Linked DNA regions of Mus musculus: region 1 is linked to region 2. The links are chromatin loops, found by intact Hi-C in ENCODE. Cell type or tissue: heart. All regions are shown on one strand. Links, peaks and the distances in the headings refer to the core of each region. The heading gives the core; the rest is flanking DNA.

What was found. A loop is a pair of places that touch in the nucleus more often than their neighbours do. Peaks named below come from ENCODE experiments on the same cell type or tissue, not always from the same donor. Only the 100,000 strongest peaks of a DNase experiment are listed, where the experiment ranks them.
Region 1: it touches region 2 in a loop (2.1-fold over the local background); 3 of 42 quality-filtered maps call a loop at or near these places.

The regions. Positions count from the first base shown.
Region 1 is chr11:85,610,065-85,620,064 of GRCm38, reverse strand. The region is part of intron 22 of Bcas3 (breast carcinoma amplified sequence 3); the gene reads right to left. Among named protein-coding and RNA genes, the nearest start is that of Bcas3os1, 100 kb to the left of the region's middle. In heart, for the core only: no CTCF peak of the experiment used is centred there; a DNase peak (open chromatin) is centred at 4,484; H3K27ac peaks cover 1,202 bases.
Region 2 is chr11:85,825,065-85,835,064 of GRCm38, reverse strand. Tbx2 (T-box 2) reads right to left here and starts at 2,450. Exons shown (of 7, transcript NM_009324.2): 1 at 1,564-2,450; 2 at 178-445. The coding sequence starts at 1,958. It overlaps 2610027K06Rik (RIKEN cDNA 2610027K06 gene), which reads left to right and starts at 2,677. Exons shown (of 5, transcript NR_077059.1): 1 at 2,677-2,897. Bcas3 (breast carcinoma amplified sequence 3) reads right to left here. Exons shown (of 24, transcript NM_001166643.1): 24 at 9,007-9,863. The coding sequence ends at 9,715. RefSeq lists a promoter at 1,925-2,915 and an enhancer at 4,545-4,930. In heart, for the core only: CTCF peaks have their summits at 2,669 and 3,851; DNase peaks (open chromatin) are centred at 2,364, 3,825 and 4,974; H3K4me3 peaks cover 5,998 bases; H3K27ac peaks cover 7,802 bases; H3K27me3 peaks cover 6,449 bases.

The DNA of each region.
Region 1 (10,000 bases), core at 1,415-9,414, 220 kb after region 2:
CTATGTCTTTTATCTTTCCTTTGTCTATCTCCACTATGCCTTTAACAAAAGTGCTTAACAAAGTATGCAAAGGTGCTATACAGGTGTATTCATCTTTCTCCTTAGAGTACCGCCAGGCTTCCGGGTCACATATACTCTTCCCCAAGTATAGCTATAGGTGAAATTTTGACCATTCAATGAAATCTTCTGATTCACTGTGCAAATGTAGCATAATTAATCTCTATTAGCATTGACCTTGCCATATATACCATTGTTAGAGAACATTCCTAAAGAAAACAGAATTTGGTGTTCACTTGGTGAGTGGCAGGTAGGGGGTCATCATTGTACAGACTTGAAATTACTGATTTCTGAGATACCCAAAGGCCAAGCTCAAGAAATGGTACTTATCTGAAAAGTTCTCATTCGTGTTCTCAACTGTGGAATGGTGTCATTCCACAGTGTGTCATGGGCATACCGTTACCTGCAAAGCTTTGACCCAGTCACGCTGAAAACTGTCAGTGGACCAGAATTGGTTTCTTTTTCTTCTGTCAGCATTCTCTCTTGTAAAAATACTAAGAAGGGAAAGTGATTATGGGCATCTAACATCAGATTTAGTAAAAATCACTAGAGAAAATATAAAGAGCAGTGTGATTTAACGATCTGAGAAAGTAGGCGAAAGTGTCAAGTCTAAAGACTTTTCAGTGGGTATAGGCTGGGGGTGGAGCAGCTTGGAGGGGAGGGGAGCACAGCAAGGCATCTGCCAGGGGCTAATCACAACCCTGCATGAAAAGCAGTTAACAAGTGAGAATCAGAACACCCAGGAGGAAAGGAAAGCCAGCTCCATCACCAGGAGAAATAAACAACAAAGAAGAAATATTTCCTTTGGCTACCACCACCTCCTTTTCAAAAGCTCAGAGGGCTGTGGGGAACGCCAAGGACTGGTTTTCTCTCAACTCCCTCTGAAGCATTTGTCTTCATCACCACTCTTTTTAATCAGGGTTCCTTCATGAGTGCTGCTGCTCAGCCCCTGAGGGGCAGCTCTGCTCTGTGATAAATCAGAATCCACACCGCAAGTCACTACTCAGCACTCTCGGGGAAAGAAAAACAGACAAGTGCCCACCACAGGCTGAAAAGGCCCAGAGGTCACAAGAAGGAAAGGCCCCAGTGCAGGAAAAAGGCGGGCAGGGCCAGCAGGACGCCAAGGCAAACAGAGATTGGATAGACTTAATTACAGGAGTTTGGAATATCATTTCATTTTAACTACAAATGATCACAAATTTGTTTAATAGATTGTAATTTGTAGCCTTAATAATTTCACACCTAAATCAAAACTTGGTAGCCCCAATGGAACCTCAGATAAATTAGACTATTACCATCAAAACTTCCTTCTTACCTGTATTCAATGACATCACTAAGAAAGAAACCATTCTGGCCTAAGAACCTTCTAGTATTTACTTTACAAAGTATAGTTTCTAGTTTATAAAGTTATAAAGACGTAGTATTATCCCCTACTAAAAAGTATCTTGGAGATAACCCAAGTTAACTATAATTGGTTAGAGATCATTGATGATTTCTTTATTCAAGTTAACTGAGCTGGCTAGGTGCAGAAGATTGTTTAGAACCGATGGTTCTCAACCTTCCCAATGCTGTGACCTTCCTAATGCTGTGACCTTCCTAATGCTGTGACCCCTTAATACAGTTGCTCATGTTGTGGTGACACCCTCATAAAATTATTTTTCTTGCTACTTCATAACTGTAATTTTGTTACTATTATGAATCGTAATGATAGTATCTGATATGCAGGTACCTCATATGTGACCCCAAATGGGTCCCAAACCCCAGGTTGAAAACTGCTACTCTAGAGCCTAGAATTCTATTCCCCATATAAACAATCTCAGGTCTTACGAATGGCTTAAAAGCTGAAAGAATGCCAATTATGGAGAAGGTGCAGGCAGAAAGTAGAATATGAGTTATTTATTAACCTGATTTTCTGGCTTTCCCTGTGTAGCCCAGGCTGGATCTCACCGTCATAATCCTCCTACCTCTGCCTCCCACACGCTAGGGTCACAGACATGCCCCAACCTGCCAGGTTCTAATGCCCCAGTTCTTTATCTCTAAAACACACTTCATTTATTTCTTATGCATGCTACTGAGTTGCTAAGACTCCCCAAAATTCAGGGATATTTTAATTTCTGAACATTTATTCTAAGTGTCTTAATGGGCTGGAGTGCTAAAAAGATTTATGTAAATACAGAAACTAACTTCCTTTATTTTTAGAAGGAATATAGTCTAGTATAGTGGTAAGTTCTTCTAGGACACTAGAAAGCAAATTCTGCTATAAACCAACCGAGACGGTGATTCTGCAAATGAACAAGCTAAGAGCTGAGGCCATGACTCCCAAAAGAAAAATCAGCTTTCCTAATGTGAAATTTAAAACGCCCTTAACCTATCCGCCTGTGAAAGACTGTACACAGGTCGGGCTATTCAAAGACATCACAGGTAGCCCTTAGCCAAAGACCTACTGTTTATGTCAGACATCTGCTCAGGAGCTAAGACTCACTGTTCCAACTACACTGTACTCTGCTCCTTCGTGTCTTCGTGTAAGGTTTCATGGGGGTGACACTTCCCACATGGTTGGGTGCCCCATAGACCTTGCCCTCCACACCAAGGAGCTCGATTCCATGCCAGCCAACCGTGGTTTATAAGCACAAGTATGTGTGTCATTAAATTTTACTGAAGACCCTACAACAACAAAGAGCAAAGGACCCAAAATCATGAAAGCAAGACCCACCTTCTAATCTATATTTAAAAAAACAGCCCCCATTTTCCTCTTTGGAACTGAAACTATCACCTGTTGTGATTCTGGGATGAAAAACTCTGCCAAGATCTTAGGATGCTGGGACGGGTGTAAAGCAAGCACCATCTACATCCCCACTCCAAACATGTCAGGTTGTAAAATAGCAGACAAGCAAAGGTCCTCGAGGGCAGAAGTGAGATGGAAAAAATCTACACTATGGCTAGGGTTTTTGGGGGGCTGTACTGGAGAAAGTGGCAGGGTTACAATGACTAATGGCCTTGGGACCAGTCTGGATACAGTGCTCCAGGCAACAAGTAATTAAGAATCAGTTGTGTGGTATTCTGATGAATGGGGTCTAAGGGTTGTATTGATTATTCTTTTGGATATAAGAGAGTTAAAATGACAAGGAAATTGTAGTGAATAGTTTCCCATAATTAACTGGGAAGACATTTTGTTTGCTGGGTTTTTTTTAGGAGCCCTGGGAGACAGAATTCAAATACTTGTGTGATGATGATTAAGTCCTGATAAGCAATTGAGTGAGCTTTACACTGAGGTGTCACAGTGATCTAAAAACAGGCATAGAAACTTGGTAAAGGTGAAGGCGGTCTTTCAGCTATCTCCAAAGTATGTGGCTATATCTTGCAGATCCCATGGGCCAGCACTAACATACACTCCATGAGGGAAATACCAGCTGTCTACAGAAGGGCAGCCGCAGTGTGGGTGATGAGGCCGTGGGATACGGCAGTACCTCTTATGAACAAAAGTAACAAAGCAAGAGGCGCTGCTGGTCTAAGCAGAGCTGCACATCCCCCTGCCAACAGAAGGGGATTTTCCTTCTCATTTTCAGTCTGCAACACTGCCTTACACAACTGAAACGTTGGCTGTGAGCAACAGCTAGGTCTGACTCCTGCAGACTTCTGAAAGATTTGGACGAATCAAAGAGTCATTTCCAAGGAGAGACATTAAAAAATAATAATAATTTTTAAAAAGTCTGTGGGTGACAAAACCGTGGGCAGGAAGCTCTTCTCCAACAGGATCCCTAAGGACAGCACAGCCCCTCTATGCTGCCAGAGGGCGTCAGCGATGTCGAAAATCCTAGAAGCTGAAACTCCAATCTGGCCGCTATAAAGCAGCCTGACTCCGACATATTCTCATTCTTGACAAATACCCACCCACCGACAGGGCTGGGAGACACATGGCGGCCAGGCCAAGTTGTCAAAATTGATCATTATAAAATGTCTATCTTACGAAAGTACAACCTTTGTTCAATGTGCTGCTTCCCTTGGAAGAGTGATCTTCCGAGAGCTGTAGAAAGGTGGTCAGAAAGGACGGGGCTTGTACTGGTTTTCTAGGTTAACAACCTTGTTAAGAATGGAAGGAAAGGTGAACGGTGGCCTTGGAATGTTGAACAGCAAACAAGAAATGAATCATCTAGTAAGGTCCTCTACTTCAAAGAAATTTGTAATTTTTGAGGCTCCCCAGAAAATTTCCTAGGCCTTTAGCTCCTTTGATTTCCTTTCCTTCCCTCTCCCCTCGGGTCCCCAGCACAGTGCTGCAAGGCCTAGGCAATGTGGAAAGTTCACAGCTAGTCGCCTGATCTCATGATCCTCTATCAAAACAGCACTTTCAAAAGTGCTTCCTGTCTAGCCCCGCACTTGCAGGAGTGTTTCCTTGGCTCAATCAGCTGCCAAACCAAATCCCCTCGGTGCAGAACTGGCAAGCACTCAGCACAGCCCGTCCCCTCTCCACCTTGGGCCTGACATCCGGAAGTGACTTAGGAAGCACTCTAATGGTTACCAAATTTTTGGAAACTGACTTAGCTTTCCTGGGCAAGTCACGTGTTTAGGGGAGATGGAACCACTAATCATCACTTGACCCTGTGACAGACCAAAAGTTGCCCTTTTCCCCCCACCCCCCGGGAAAAAAAACGAAAAGAAATGTACCAGCTAGAACAATGATGCAGACGCACAACCATGCTGGAGGAGACGGCAGACATGCCGTCGCCTTCCAGATGTCGGACATGATGGTGCACAGGCAACACAAAGAAGCCAAGAGATTCTGCTGCACACCCTGCACACTCGCTGGCTTGCTCTTTTCCTACATCCTTTCTTCAAGTGCTGGGAACTTTCTATGGCCATTCAGGGACTCAGAACAGAGAAGAGCTGAAGATCTGTCCATCACTTCTCTGTCTCTGAAATACAACTGCATAGTTGTAAGCAGCGACAGAGGCAGTGTGATTTGTCTGAATGCCTCCTGGTGCCCCACACACTCTGCACTTCACTACCTTGTGTATCACCAAGTCAAGCCTGGACCTAAAGGAGACTCTGCACACCCACTAAAATCACCTCCTGCTTCTGAATCATGCACAGAACCTGAGAGAAGCCAAAGCTGACTCCACTCAGGCCTCCTGTAGGACTGCTTCTATGCGCTTATCCTTGCTCACACTTCTACTGGTGGAAGGCTTCCCAAAAAAAAAAAAAAAAAAAAAAAAAAACGGATTCAGCTGTCAGACTTAGATTATCAGGGAATCTCTAAGATGAATGGGTCCTTTAAAAGAAAAGCCAAACTTGAGGTAATTACGTTCGAATTCTTTAATCACTTTTTCCAAGCTCAGGGGGAATTGTGGTGTTTCTCTGAGGAGTGTCTTCCACTATGCCACACAAATGCGCTGCAGGTTCCTCCTTCAGAGGGGTACCGAATAGAAGGGCGTCCCCTGCACAGTGTTCAGGAGTGTGCTTCTTGGCTTGTCCTTTTTGGATAGCAGAGGTTGTGTGTGAATGTGCAATTATCAATACAATTCTCATTTTGTCTCCTTTCTTCAACAATAAAGCAATAAGAAAAAGGAAGGGAGACGGGAGGGGGGCAGGAGGGAGGGGAGGGAGGAAGGGAGGGAAGGAGGAAGGGAGGGAGGGAGGGAAGGAAGAAGGGAGGGACACTTAAGTACTGAACATGGGTTTCATACCATACCAGCCTTAACAGACCTCATCTAAACTGCTCAGGGTCAGAGTATCTTGCATTCTAGAATATATATGCAGGCTTAATTAATTAAATATTCCTAATCAAAACCTCCTAAATATTCCAATACCCCAATGTATTGAGTGGTAGATTTCAGATTAGGGATCAGTCTACTCTGTACTATGGTAACTTGTTCATTTCCATCTCTGGGAAATTCAGACAAATGGGCCTTGGAATCCCTGTGAAACTGAAGTTCCACTGTATCCCACAGGGCTCTGCATACACTGTGTTGCTCATCATTAGGACATGATATGGTATCATGATAAGATAATGTAGCTGGTGCAGTTGGGGAATTAATTACAAGTAGACAATGTAGCTGGAAGCCATTCATTGTACAGCACTACTAGAACAGGAGCAATGGACAGAGATAATCACCAAGGCCACCCTGTCATAGACATCTGAGATAACTGAACACTAAATCGTCCATCAACCCAGGCCTTTGCATAGAGATAGAGCCCAAAATAGACAAGATTTAGCAAAAGCTTGGCCAGAGAGGTCACTGAGTGTACAAGAGAAAATCTAGCAAGCACTGAACTTTGTCCGTGCACCATGGGTCAGATATCACCCATGAAAACGTCAAAGAGCTTCTACCTCATGTGTGGTGGTTAGACAGGGAGAGAGGCAGGACATATGGCTGTTCAAGTGGACTGACCTAATCTCTAAAGGTATGCATTAATATAAAACTTAAGAGCCTGTGATAAGGGAGGTTAATCCAGGGTGTTTTACTGACTGCTTGGGTAAATAGCCCAGAAAGAAATCTTAACACATTTGACAATATTGGTGTCCTGCAAATAACATACTTCTGCATGCAAAGTGATAACATGAATTTGTATTGCTTCCTACAAAGGAAAAGGCCTGGTTCTGAAAGAGTTAAGAAAGACCAAAATTAGACACAGTTCATGTTAAAGGTTAGAAGAATAATCAGTCACTTGAAAAAACGCTACATAAACATTTTTCCGGATGCAATTTTCAGTCCAAGGATACATTTCCCAGTAGAAATCAACAGCTAAAAAGGAAATCATTTCGTCTCCGTAAGTGCCAAATTGTATCCTGATTTTCCCTGGCCTGGCTCAACTTTCAAAACCAGTGGTTCAACTTCTGCAATCTTTCACCCAATGGCTATATAAACACATCTTACAAGGCAGACATAATCCTTGGGTGGGCCAATTTATGTTGGATTATGAAAATACTTAAAATACAAAATCGTATAATGACTGTTGTCCTTCAGTTTTTCACTAAAGAAAGGGGGGGTGGTGGTGGAGACATTTAATAAAAGGCCTTGGTTTGCACACAGATAACGGACCACAATCACTTTCTTTTCTTTTTCTCCCCCTCAGAAGGTAAATAATACTAAAGGATGGTGTTCTGGCCTGGTGATGGTCTGGAGTTTATGAATACAGTTCTGATGCACGCAAGGCAGTCACCGGCACAACTGGAATGAGTTACGCTGCTTGCAACAGGCGAGGAAAAATTTCACCCTTGGAAGTATGCTGGATCTTCTGTACTTGGTCAGAGGTTACAGAAACATTAGTTTTAAGGATAAAGTAATCTTAAGTAAAAACCAAAAGATTCATTCAGAATTTATTACTGCTCCACTCCATACATATCCCACAATATACACGAGTCTCCATAGCACCAGCCCAGCAGAAGCTCAAGCCCCTAACTAGAGAAATCATAAATTCTGAACATTCATGCAAAGGTGAACTCTGTTTTTCTACTTCTTCCTTGAAATTCCAGAGATTTTAAGGCAGCTACGGAAGCACACAGAAAAGCTCACCCCCAGCATTAGATGGGGAGGGCAAGAATTTTAACTTTTCCTCCAATGGATAAAGCTATGTAAAGGAAGACGTTCTGGAAGTCTTTGGAGAGAGCACAGAATAAATCATAGCTGTGAGATCTGGAAAAGCTTGGTTGAACATAAAGAGAGTTTCACTTCTGTGCCTGTACATTTTGCCTTGGGGATAACGGATCTTCTCAGCCATTCACAGAACGATGCTGTAATGCCCCATCCTTAACCAGCAAAACTAAGAGTTGCATTTGCAACCGTGCATTTCATTAGCTGTTAACTGAGAATTTCATCAAATATCCATGAAACTATCATAAAAATGTCTTCAGCAACAATCACCAAGAGCTCCATCAAAGTAGAGAGCTCAACCAGCTGCATGAACTTTTGGGGAGTCGTGGTGCACCTCTATGAATGATCTTCCGATGCCTGAGAACAGAGAGTAGTGGCACTGAGGCAGCCTGTACACTGGAAAGGAACGCACACAACAGTACAGCTTAATGTCACATGCAGAGAGGCTGGGGACACTATAGCCTCACTCACAGAGCTCTCAGTACAGGACGTGTTAGGGACCCACTTGCCATCTCCACAGGATAGTTCTGCCTAAACCTGCAGAAAGTGTTTGAGTATTTTCATTTAAATGTAAGACATTTGAGGCCAGCCTGGGCAAACACTATGAAGTAGTCTTTGGAATTAAAAGTAATGAAAATAGAAAGGCTCTCCAATTGTTTTCCAAAATCAGAGACTTCTCTGCATAGGAAGACATTCAAACTAAAACTTAAAGGTTGACTACTCAAATCTGCGTTTTTGGTTCAGATATTTTGCATTCCTTTCTCATTTAAGACACTGGCTCATGAAAGCCACCATTATTTAAAAGTGAAGAAAGAAAAGGGAATTGGTCTTCCTTTCCTGCTGGATCTGCTATTATCACCTGTATCTGTTTCCAGGAAGCCAATCTTCATTAGGGTTAATCTGCCTACTAAATGAATAAACAAAGGATTTCTCTGTCATTTGGAGGCCAGGTGAGCCGATAGCATCTTCTAACACAGAAAAGCATCTGTACTTGACTGCTGAGGAAATTACCTGCTGCAACCCCACACCTGAGGATCACTTGGCAGGCAGATCAGTGATGCTGAGCAACATACAGAAAATGGACTAGAACTATAATGTTCAAAGCATTTAAACCTGCCCTTGTTTTTAAAATGAAAAACAATTTTATGTAAGTTTTCACTAAGGAACACTAGACAAATAAGTAAATAAATAAATAAATAAAAATCAAGTAATTAAGGTAATTTCCCATTCTGTTCCACTTCTACCCTCCAGCCTCAATAACTTAAAAGATGTAAGAGTCACACCCCAACATCAACACAATGAACAAAATAAAGACTTGAAACATCTCTATGTCAAGTACTTGACAGTAACATTCTAAACACTATGACATTAACAAACTAAGGTGTGCTGTTAGATTATCATTCCTTTGCTAGACTGATAAATTCAGACCAAGAAAACTATATGACCTTAGTAATTAAACATAGCAAAACAAAGAACCCAAGACCAACCATTGTTGACTTATTAAATTATTAATAAGACTACCCTTGTTTTAACTTGTGGAACAAAATCTTATTGCCCTGAGAAATGATTTTGCTATCTAAATAATCCAACAGGAAACCACTGGTGTTAAATAAATAAAGACAAACAATGTGAAAGAAATGAGGTCAAAGATATCTGACCTGGCTCTAGACTGAGTGTGCAGATGGGGGGTGGGGGGGAGAGATACAGGCGCAGATACAAGTTAACAGCAACATCTGACAGACTGAAAACACCAGCACACCCATTCCTAAAGCCTGCAAACCAACCATCCTCAGAGATGCTGGACTCAGAAGGACCAGGGTGTGATGCAGAATGAAATAAGAACAATCCACCAAAACGCTACCCTTGGCTCAGGCCCCTAAGTTGCTGACACAGGTGTTGCTACTTTATTTAGCTTCTAATAATAAACATGTAGAGGAAGAAGCCAAACTGTCGGGCAGGTTATGCATGGTTCTCTGGAGGGATCAGGAACTGAAGAATGAGGCAAGAGAGGAGAAAGGTCAGTCGACATTTAATGAGTGCCTACTGTGCGTCAAGTCCCCTGTGAGAATGACTGGGCTTGCTCAAGAGTGATAAAAAACAGATTCACTCTTCACATACACTAGGTCATCATTGCCTATGAAAGTAGGAGCCTTTCAGGTGCACGAGGGCATCCTAGCAGTTTTCACAGGGCATGGGTAAGATGGATCTCAGAGACAAGAAAAACACTAAGAGGTGTGTTCACCTGGAGGACATCATCAATGGAGAAGTTGCACACTGCACTTCAGGAGGTGCACAGGAGAAAAAGCAGAAAGGACAGGCTGAGAATATGCAATCTTTCATGGTCTTCATCTGTC
Region 2 (10,000 bases), core at 569-8,568:
CTTGCAGAACAGGGCTCTGGAAGCCTAGGCCCAGTTTGCCTGGGCCACAGACAGGGGCACTGTGGGTGGGGGGTGTTCAACTAATGCTCCCCTCTAGAAATCCTCTAGCTTCCTTCTACCCACTCGACTGTGGGGGCCCCTGGGCTCTCAACACCTTCCCAACCTGCCCACACTCACAAAGCCATGCTTGTCAGAAATGTTGTTGGTCAGCTTCAGTTTGTGGAAGGCCACAGGCTTGGCCATCCACTGTTCCCCTGTGGCCGGACTGTCCGGGTGGATGTACATGCGTTTAGGCATCTCGGGGTCGGCTTTGCCTGCCACCATCCAGCGGGAGTTGTGAAACTTATAGCGGCAGTCATCGGCAGCCACGATGTCCATTAGCAGGATGTATTTGGCTTTCTTGTCCAGGCCGCTGACTCGCACCTTGAAGGGGGGGAACATCCGCCTCGGAGGGAGGGAAGGGGGACATGCCATTGGGACCCGGCTCTTTTTTGTCCCTTTACCTTCCCGACAATGACATGACATCCTACTTGAAGCTTCCCTATCTACATAATTTGTCACAATGTCCTCCACTTGTGCTGTGTTGCTACCTGGAAAGACCCAGCCTGTGCTTCTTACTCCCAAGACATCCTATTTCTGCCGGCCAGAGCCTGTTTTGTAAAGCTTTGGATGCGTTTTGCACTCAGTCTGGAGACCTTTCCTCCACTCTGATCTAAGATGAGGGTTGATGCCCAGGAAAGGAAACTAGGCCCTTTAGAGATACACTAGGCTTTTCTGAATTGCCTTGAAATTCGTAGAGAGGAAATAAACTCTTGGGACAGGGCTTGAAGAAATAAACTATCAAGGTCTTTGTCTGGGAGAAACGATTTAGAGGCTTAATCAGGGAACCCTAGCCTAGAATTTCGGGGGAACAGGGTGAACCTGAGGCCTGGACTTTCAGAGACTGGAGTGCTGGGAAGATTGGGGATTTTATTTTTCTTCTGGCTTTAAGGCCTCAAGAGGTGGCTGGTCCAGTGCTCCAAGCTCCAAGGACAAGCAAGACTCTCTCCAAGGCCTAGCTGTGGGCTGGACAACTCTCTGCCGGAACCAAGTGGTCAGCCTGGAGCTAGCAGGAGGCGGGATGCTAGTCCCACTATGGACTCCAGTGATCAGAGCGGAGAATCCGGGAAAGATCCCTTTTCTTAGGAACTTCCAGACCGTCCAGGAGACGGAAAAAACAAAAACAAAAACAAAACAAAACAAAACAAAACAAAACAAAAAAAAAACAGTGAGACCGCAAGGGGCTGTGGAGACCCGCCAGAGTCTCCGGGGCTTTGAGACTCAGAACAGTTGGGACTATTCTTTAGGAACGTGTTTTCGTTTTATTTCAATCGAGAGATGTTTGCTTTTCTTTTTCTTTTTTAATTCGCTCCGGAGCCAAACGGAAAAAAAAAAAAGTCAGCTTGCTTGTCTGTGGAAAGGAGTGTGGCGCCAGGGCCGGAGCGGGGGCAATCCGAGAGAGCATCGACCCAGTGGTGGTGGGTGCTGTGCGGTCCCCGAGCCCGCCCGCCCGGCCCGTCCTACCTCCCGGACTTGGTGATGACCATCTCGGTGCCCAGCTTGTGGAACTGGTCCCACAGCTCCTTGGCCTCCAGCGTCACCTTGGGGTCGTCCTCCACCTCGTCCTCGGGTTCCAGGCTCTTGAGCGAGCGCAGATGCGCGGCGGGCGGGTGCGGGCCGAGTGCCGAGACGTGCAGCCCCGCCTCGGCCGCCGCCGCCGCCGCTGCTGCCGCGGCCGCCGCCCCCGCCAGGCCCGGGTCCGGCAGAGGCTTGCCTAGCGCGCCGGGCGGCAGCGCTAGCGCCGGGAAGAAGGAGGGCTGCGCTGCCGCCAGGAAGGCGGACATGGGGAAGTCGGCGGGCCGTGGCGCGTGGAACGGGTGGTAAGCCATGGCGCTGGCTGCCAGCGCCGGCTCTCTCATCGGGACATCCGGCCCAGGCTCCTGGGAGCCGGGGCCGGGGCCGGGGGCGCGCGCCTCGGACCCCCGGCCCGGGCGGCGGCGCGCGCGGAGGACGGACGGCCCGGGCGGCGGGCGCGGCAGCGGCTTCTCCCGGCTCCCCGTCCCGCGCACCTCAAGGGGCGCAGGGCTCTGGACGCGGGGGCGGAGGGGGCGCTGCGCGGGGCTGGGCTGGGCTGGGCTGGGCTGGGCTGGCCGGCTCCGGCGCCGGGGACCACGCGCGACTGGTTAGATCTTGTCCTGATCTCTGGAAAACTGTGACTATCTCACATGTCCTGCCCTGTTCGGATCCCCTGCGCTAACGAGCCAGGCCCCCCTTGATTGCTGATTTTACGCTTTTTGGACCAATTGTGGGTCTCCGGGGGCGGGGTTTTGACAGCTCAGGCCAAGCTCTGGACGGGAGGGGAGGCCAGGGAGAAGGTGTCGGAAGCCTCAGCAGTAAGAAAACATGTCAACAGAATAAAATATTAACCAATGACGGGCCAGCGGGCCCCGAGACCCCTCCCCCTGGCCTGGCCCCCACCTCGCCGCCCGCGCCCGCCGCTGCCTGGGCGAGGGCTGGAAAGCGCAGAGGACCGATCTGACCCGCCGTAAGGGCCTGAGGCAGGGGGCGCCCGGGTCCCGGGGCCTTGGGGAAGGACCCCCTAGCCGCATGCCGGCCCCAAGTGCAAAGCATTGACACGTTCCGGAGAGGAGAGGGGGCGCCCTTTCCCTCCCGCGCCGGGAGGCCCGGCCGCTCTTGCCTGCGACCCAGCCTGGCCTCCCACCCCACTCCCGGTCACCGCCCCGGGTCCATGCACTTCAGAGGGAGGCTGCGGGCACTGGAAAGCGAGGCCGGTGGGCGGGCAAATCAGGAGGCTCGGGCGGCCGAGGTCCCGGAGCCGAATCAGGTGTCCGGAGCCGGTGAGTGGGGAGCCATGGCAGAACCCTGATGGGGCCGGCACGGGCGGGAACGGGACGCCGCCTTGCGCTGGGGAAACGAAGGGTCCCCACCCCCACCTGCTCCTCCCCTCGTAGACTCAGGAACCTGGGGTTCCAGAAGGGCCGGGCATTTAGCCTAAAGAAGGTCTGTGTCAGGTCACTAAGCCAAAACCTTCTGGCGAGTAGGAAAATGGATCCTTGGGACCAGGTAGGTGAGCGCACCTTCTACAGAGCCCAAGGCGGTGCCGCGCTAGTTGATCCTAGAACTCAGATTCTCCACACGCGCCAGAAGGAATTTTCGCCGCATCCGGTACTGGAGATGCAAGCCCATCTATCTCTTCCTAAACTCTGGCATCTTTTCTTCTCAGTCACTTCTCTAGAGATTGTTTCCGTCCCTTGGAAGCTCAAGGCTCCCTAGTTCAGGAAAGCTGAGTAATGCGGATGGGAATCGAGGTGTTTGCCAGCAAGTGTGAACACCCCCTTCGACGATCAGTCTTCGTTATCTCTCTGGCAACAGCCCCAATGCATCTTCCTCTCTCTCTCTCTCTCTCTCTCTCTCTCTCTCTCTCTCTCTCTCTCTCTCTCTCTCTCTCTCTTTCTCTCTCTCTCTCTCTCTCTCTGTGTGTGTGTGTGTGTAAAACCATAATCAGGTGTGCCCAGAGTAAAACGATCATACACTTGCCTGTTTAGGGTTGAGGCTCACACCCTTGTGCTTGTTGGGGAGGGGAAGCAGGGTGTGAACTAGCCACAGTGGATACTCCCACCCTCCCAACCAGTATAAGCGAATTCTGCCGCTCCAGCCCTATGTCCCCGTGGTAGGCACCTACCACGTAAGTGGCCCAGGCAGCTTGCCCCTCCGCTGCATACACCAGGTCTTCAGGCACTTGGTAGCTGACCGCCCAGAAAGGCGTTTAAAAGCTAGTTGCCCCCGGCAGTACGGGGTTGAGACCAGCAGGAGTCGTTTGGCCTCCACGACCTTTTTTCCTATACATCTGAGCCAACACCAGGCGCTTGTAATTCTTCATAACCCTGTGCGCGCCTGCCCCACTGGGTTTTTCTTCAGGACCTTACTCCTAGGTCGCTTTTCTCACTCTTTTCTCTGCCCACAGTGAACCTTCAGCTCTAGCTTCGCGGTGTTCGCAGCCGGTGAGAGATCCATTGCAGCTTTGCACTGCTTCCAATTCAGACAGGATGTGGCTCCTCCAGGAGAGATGTGTCTGAACACACTTGGACAGTTAGTGAGGTGAACAAGAAGTAGTCAGTTCAGCTTTCCGAGTTGGCAGGACATTTGCTAAGTTGTGTGTATGGGGACAGGCACTTTAGTACCTTGTAAAAATGTGTATGTATCGAAGTATGTATTTTGGTCATTTTCCTGGGTAGCATACAGTAGCTGGTCTACCCGTTTAGGCCTGAGAGTTAAAACATGAAGGTCTGAGTTATTGGTCCACGAAATCGGACAGCTGTCGCCCAGTGGCTACATTAGGGGATCTGAATCCCACCTATAGAGCTAAGGACCTGCGACTGGTCAGAGACGTTTTCAGGGCAGGTTGGGTTTCCACCAACAGCTCCAGCCACCCCCCCACCCCCACCCCCATCACGTAGTCACCTGGATGACCTGCTTTAGCCGCTCTTAAGATTCTTTATCGACCCATCCCCAACAAAATTTTCTTAGAATATCCTTGTAGCATCGAAAACTGGTGCTGGGGCGGCCTAAGCAGCCTCTCGAGCGGCGCCTTGCGGCTCGCAACTCCTGCTTCGCCCTACCCCCGCCTGGGTCTACCCCCACTCATCTCCCCTTCCCAGGAACAGGCGCCCCTGGGGGAGTCCCCTGGGCAGAGTGTGCGTGTCTCTTTAAGAGGCCCCGGGGGGCGCCTCGCGGGCCGCCCGGGGCTGGAGGGGGAGGGCACGGACGAGGGCGCCTGGCGCCAGGCGGCCGAGGCTCCACAACAAAGCTCCGGCCCCTGTCACTTCGCATCGGCCGGGACCCGCAGACGGGTGGGGGACGCGCGCTCAGCCGCCCCTCCCTCTCCCAGGCAGTTCTGGGCGGGGGCGTCGGGCAGGCGCTGGCTTCGTGGTCCCAGGCCCCTTTCACGTGGTCTGTAGTCTTAGCTTCCCGCAACAATCAAATCCAGCACCAGTAGCCTGGGCCGGAGGGGACTGCCCTCCCAAGCCTGGCAGGGCTGCCGGGTCCGTCTTTTGGCCGAGTTACATCGAGAATGGTCAAGAGATAAGGCTAAGTCCTCTCTCAAGAGTTGATCTCTAAATAGCATAGGTCCCTGCGGATGTCTGCATGCGTGAAGATTTGCCTGAGCCCTCATAGAATGGATGCGGGAAGGCTGGGGAATGTGTAGTCCTGTGGCAGAGTTGAGTGAGGGCACGTGAGCACCAATAACTGGGTACTAAGCGCGCCTTGACTTATAAATGTGCCCGGGAAAAGCTGGGGTGACATGTGTGGCCCTATGCTTAGGAAAAGTGGTCGGTAGAAGACACTAGGTGCATTCGTTGTTCCCATCCATGGCTTCTCCACCGGACCCGCGCCTTCCAGAGCCTTGGCGCCAGCTAGCCCGGTTAAGCAGTAGGGCTGGGCTCCCCCGCGGTCCTGGGTCTGGCCAGGCTGGGGGCCGCGGCCTCGGTGACCCCAGCCCCCGGCGGCCCAGCCTGTCCCGTCCACTTAAACAAATTGTGGCTGACAGGCTTGCAGTCTCCCTGGAGCCGCTCGCCGGCCGGCTCTCTTCGTCCCAATTACCCAGCGCAGGGTCTGGCCAACAGGCTGGGGTGCGGCAGGCGGCGCGGGAAGAGTGGGCTGCCCGACCTTCTTTCTGGTGACGCTGTGCCCCTAGTCTGGTGCCAGGACCAGCCGCGGGACCACTTCCTCATCAGGTTATGGGAAGTATTGGAACAGTTACCTCCTGTATGGCCACTGCCTTCCAGGTTAATGCAAAGGCGAGGCCCAACCAAACTGTCTCTGTCAGGGACACACTTGCTCCGGTGGGCGGGCATTTCTTTGCATAGTGAGAGATCACGCGGTTAGGAAGATAGGTTATAGTCGATTTGGGGGAGCTTTAGGAATCGTATAACTCCTAAAAAACTGCTAAATACTTGCTACCCTGAGCCTTGGTCCCAGGAGGTGCAGCTGTCGCTCTTGGTACACACTGGGTGGCAAAAGTGAGGTGCCAGTCTTGAACTTGAGCCTGGACGTGGTGCGTGTTTGGGATCTCACAAGAGCGAACCGACTTGAGAAGGGTCCCCAATATAGGCCTACCGACAACAGTGGGGCGGGGCTGGTCTGTGGGCACTGCAGGCTGGTTCTCAAGAGTACCTGGGGTACAGCGCGGTCACAATCTGTGGGTGTCCCCGCAGTCCCACCCCTACCAAAGAGCTACGGGGCAGTAGCCTCTAAGCACCTTTCTGACCCACAGCGGTCCCTTTTCGTCTGCCATGCCAGTCTCTGCTGCTCTTCACAGTCCCTCTCCTTACAGATGAGAATCAGAAGCCTACCTAGAGGCTAATTTGCCTAAGGTCACATGGCTCCAGGTGGAAAAGCCAGAATGGAATCCCACATCCACTCCTTAGAAAGGTGGTATTGCTGTCCTGCTCAGAGAGCAAAGCCACACTGGCATCCCAGAAACTCCACTGGTTCTGGCTTTACAGACCAGGTCTGCGGGAGGGTCTGCAGGTGTGTGTGTGTGTGTGTGTGTGTGTGTGTGTGTGTGTGTGTGTGAAGTCTGGGAATGTCCTGGGGGCACGAGAGAGAGAGAGAGAGAGAGAGAGAGAGAGAGAGAGAGAGAGAGAGAGAGAGAGAGAGGGAGGGAGGGAGAGAGAGAGAGAGAGAGAGAGAGAGAGAGAGAGAGAGAGAGAGAGATCAGCTGGGCTTCAGGTGGCTGAACAGGAACAAGACACAGCTCACAGGGTAGCAAGGTGCAGACAGGGGTCAGCTGACTAGCTGTGACTCCATGACCTTGGCAAAGTCCCTGCCCTTCTTGGGGGCTCAGGCTTGTCATCAATAAAAGGAGGGTGGAATGAGTGGGGGTTAGTCTCCGATCTTTAACATTTAGAACCGATCACTAGGAAATTATCCTCAGTTACAGCCCAGTGGCTGTCTTCTGCATGCTCCTGGCAGAGTCGGCCCTTGTGTCTGTGTTTTGTGTGATTTTTGCTCTTGGACCATTGGGCTTTTTACTGATTCACTCCCAGACAGTGCCATACCTTATGAGTGGCCAGTTCCCAGCAGCCTCTTCCTCCCAGATTGAAAGGGAGCCCCGTAAGTAGGTAGTGCTGTGAGAAGTAGGAGGTCACTTGCCTTCCTCAAGGTCACCTGGCCCAGTCACAATTAGATTCATGTTCTGATGGCTTTCTGAGTGATGGTATCATGCGGTCTAGGGGTTAAGGGGGGGGGGGGAGAGGTTGAGGTTGTTTCGGATGTTATCTGTAGAGGATAAGAAGCTGGCCCCTCTAGGGTTAGTGGCAGTAAGGTCCCCGGTCTAGCTCTCACCTTCAGCTGATTACAGGCTGTGGCTGGGTCCCTAACCTTCCCAATTAGCTGGAGGCCAGGCCCAGGGCCTTTCAGATAACCTGAACTGCAACCCGCAGCCGCTATGGGGCCGGCTTATCTAAGCTCTCTGATCCTCACCCTTCCCCCATTTACTTAGACTTGCCCTGACTGCAAGCAGATGAATAACCAGATTGTCCTGCAAGCTCAGCCAGCACGTCCAGCGCTACACCCACTGCTTTCCCTGACTGGAGGAGGCCACATCTGTTTTTTTGCCCACTGTAAAGGGCTGGGCCAGGGTCCGTAGGTCCCCTGCGGGGCTGAGAAAGGTCCCATCTTTGTGTAGCAGAAGGGTGGGTGCAGGGGTCATGCTATGCAGAGCTTCTCTACCATCCCTGATCAGCCAAGCCACCAGCTCTGTGCAAAGAGCAGCCCATGGCACCCTCCTCTGTCCTCTATTGACTAAAGTGCTGCTCCAGCTGGGGACAGGGGTTGTGCCAGACATATCTATGTTGAATGCTCCCCAAACGGGAAAAGCTGCTCCTCTGGGGAGTCCCAGCTTGCTGGGCCTAGGTCTTGGGTTGTCACTCCTGTCTTTCTCCCAAGCTTTCTTCTGACACAGGGTTTCTCAGCTCCCAGGAGCCCAGGTAGGAGCAAAGTGTGATTTCAGATCTGGTGAAAGAGCCTAAATATTAAATTTTCTCTTCAGGTACTAGGGGTTGAATGTGGGCTATGGAAAGGACAGGGGCCCAGATGCTGGCCCAGCTCTGACTGGGAGGCTGCTTGTCTGTGAACTTAACCGTTCCATTAAAAACTCCACCTTAAGGCACACCTGGCTCAGTGGGTTTCTTTCCGTCCTTCCAGGACTTCTCTGGGGTCTCTGGGAGGTGCAGGTGAAGGAAGAGGGGCCAGAACTGCATCAGTCTCTTTCCTGATCACCATGCTTGTCTGTGGACAGCTGTCTCTCTGTCGCCACTCAGGTCCACAATAGGAGGGAGGAAACAGAAGCAAGAATTTAGGCATATGGTGGCTCATGCCTCAAATCTCAGCCCTTGAGGGGTGCCAGCACAGGAGGTAGCAAGATCAGTTCAGGGTTATACTTGGCTGCACAGAGCTACCTGAGGTTAGCCTGAGTTACCTGAAACCTGGGCTCAGAAGCAAAACAAAACAACAAAACCCAAGAACTTGCTATCAGAGGTGTTCCAACTTTCAGAGGATACCCAACTTTAGTCAACAGGCTCTCCATCTTCTCGGAGTGAGAGAGAGGTTCTCAAGTGCTCTAAGACAAGGCCACAGGCAAGGGCAAGCTCTCTTCCTTGAGCAACCCACCACATAGTAGGGGCAGGACTTGGAAGGAGGTCCAAGCTTGGCTCCTCCAGAAGTCAGAGGCTCTGGTAACAGGCAAGAATCTTAGAGACTGGACTTCAGTGAGGCCACACCTAAATTCCAGTGGGAAGGTTTTCCTCCCCTTTTCTTCCCAAGACAGGCTCCCTGGACACTTGTGTATAGTGAGGGTGTGGGTGTTGGGAGCCAGTGCCACGGTCAGACCTACAGGACTTTGCTCCGTGTTTGGATAGGACCCTGACCCCAGCAACTCAGGAATGAACACCAATTGCAGCGAGATTTATTGGACAAGACGTGCACTTTTGACACGGCCTCGGTAACTGCACTTCCCTTCATGGAACAGTACAGGACCAGGGGACAAGGGCTTAAAGATAAGACAGACAAATCTCTCCATGAGCCAACAGGGAAGCAAGGGCAAGGGGAGGCCTCTTTCCTTCTTCCTCTCTATCGCTCTAGGTCTCAGTTCACTCCTGTTTTAGAACTGAGCAGGGGTACCTGGGGGCAATGTGCATCCCAGCCTGAACTGGGCTAGGGCTGATGTCCACCAAAATGCCTGGCTGGATCTTTCAACTCTCCCCTACCAGAGGCCCTAAGATCTGGCCCCTGTTCCAGTCCCCTGTGAGTAGTTAGAAAATACAAAAGCGGATCCAGTGCGGGACGTTGTGTGCAAAGAGAGAAGGGACTGAGTTTCTGCAGTCTCTTTGGGCCACAGCCCCCACTGACAGGAGTGGGGGAGGTCAGGGTGTACCGAGGTGTTCTGAAGGTCTCTTCTCGTCCAGTTTGGGATGAACAGCTGTTGCCACTAAGCTTAGGGAAGGTGGGGTTGAGGAGACTGAAAAGGGTGGGAACAGAGGCGTGCGGGACAGGGGTGGTGGTGGTGGTGTAGGGAGATGGGGGTACTCCCCCCTCCCAGTCAGTCCCTCTAGGGGTGAGCGGGCCAGCCAGTCAGAAGCAGGTGGCTGGTGCCTAGGGGAAGCCAGTGGGGAAGAGGCTGAGCGGCTGGCTCTCGTTGGTAGGGAGCGGAGATCGGTAGCCATCGAAGTTTCTTGGGATGCTGCCGCTGGTGGAGCCGGAGCTGTTACTCAGAGTCTCGATGCTTCCCTCTCGCTGAAGTTCTGCAGAACAGAGGAGAGGGCCAGGCCTGGTCAGAGTCAGCTGGAGATGGGGCACACCCTGGACTTGGCCTCTCACCATGAGGCCCCATTGTGGGTCCATCCATGTGCTTTTGTAGGGAGGCTCCTCCCACCTGCTC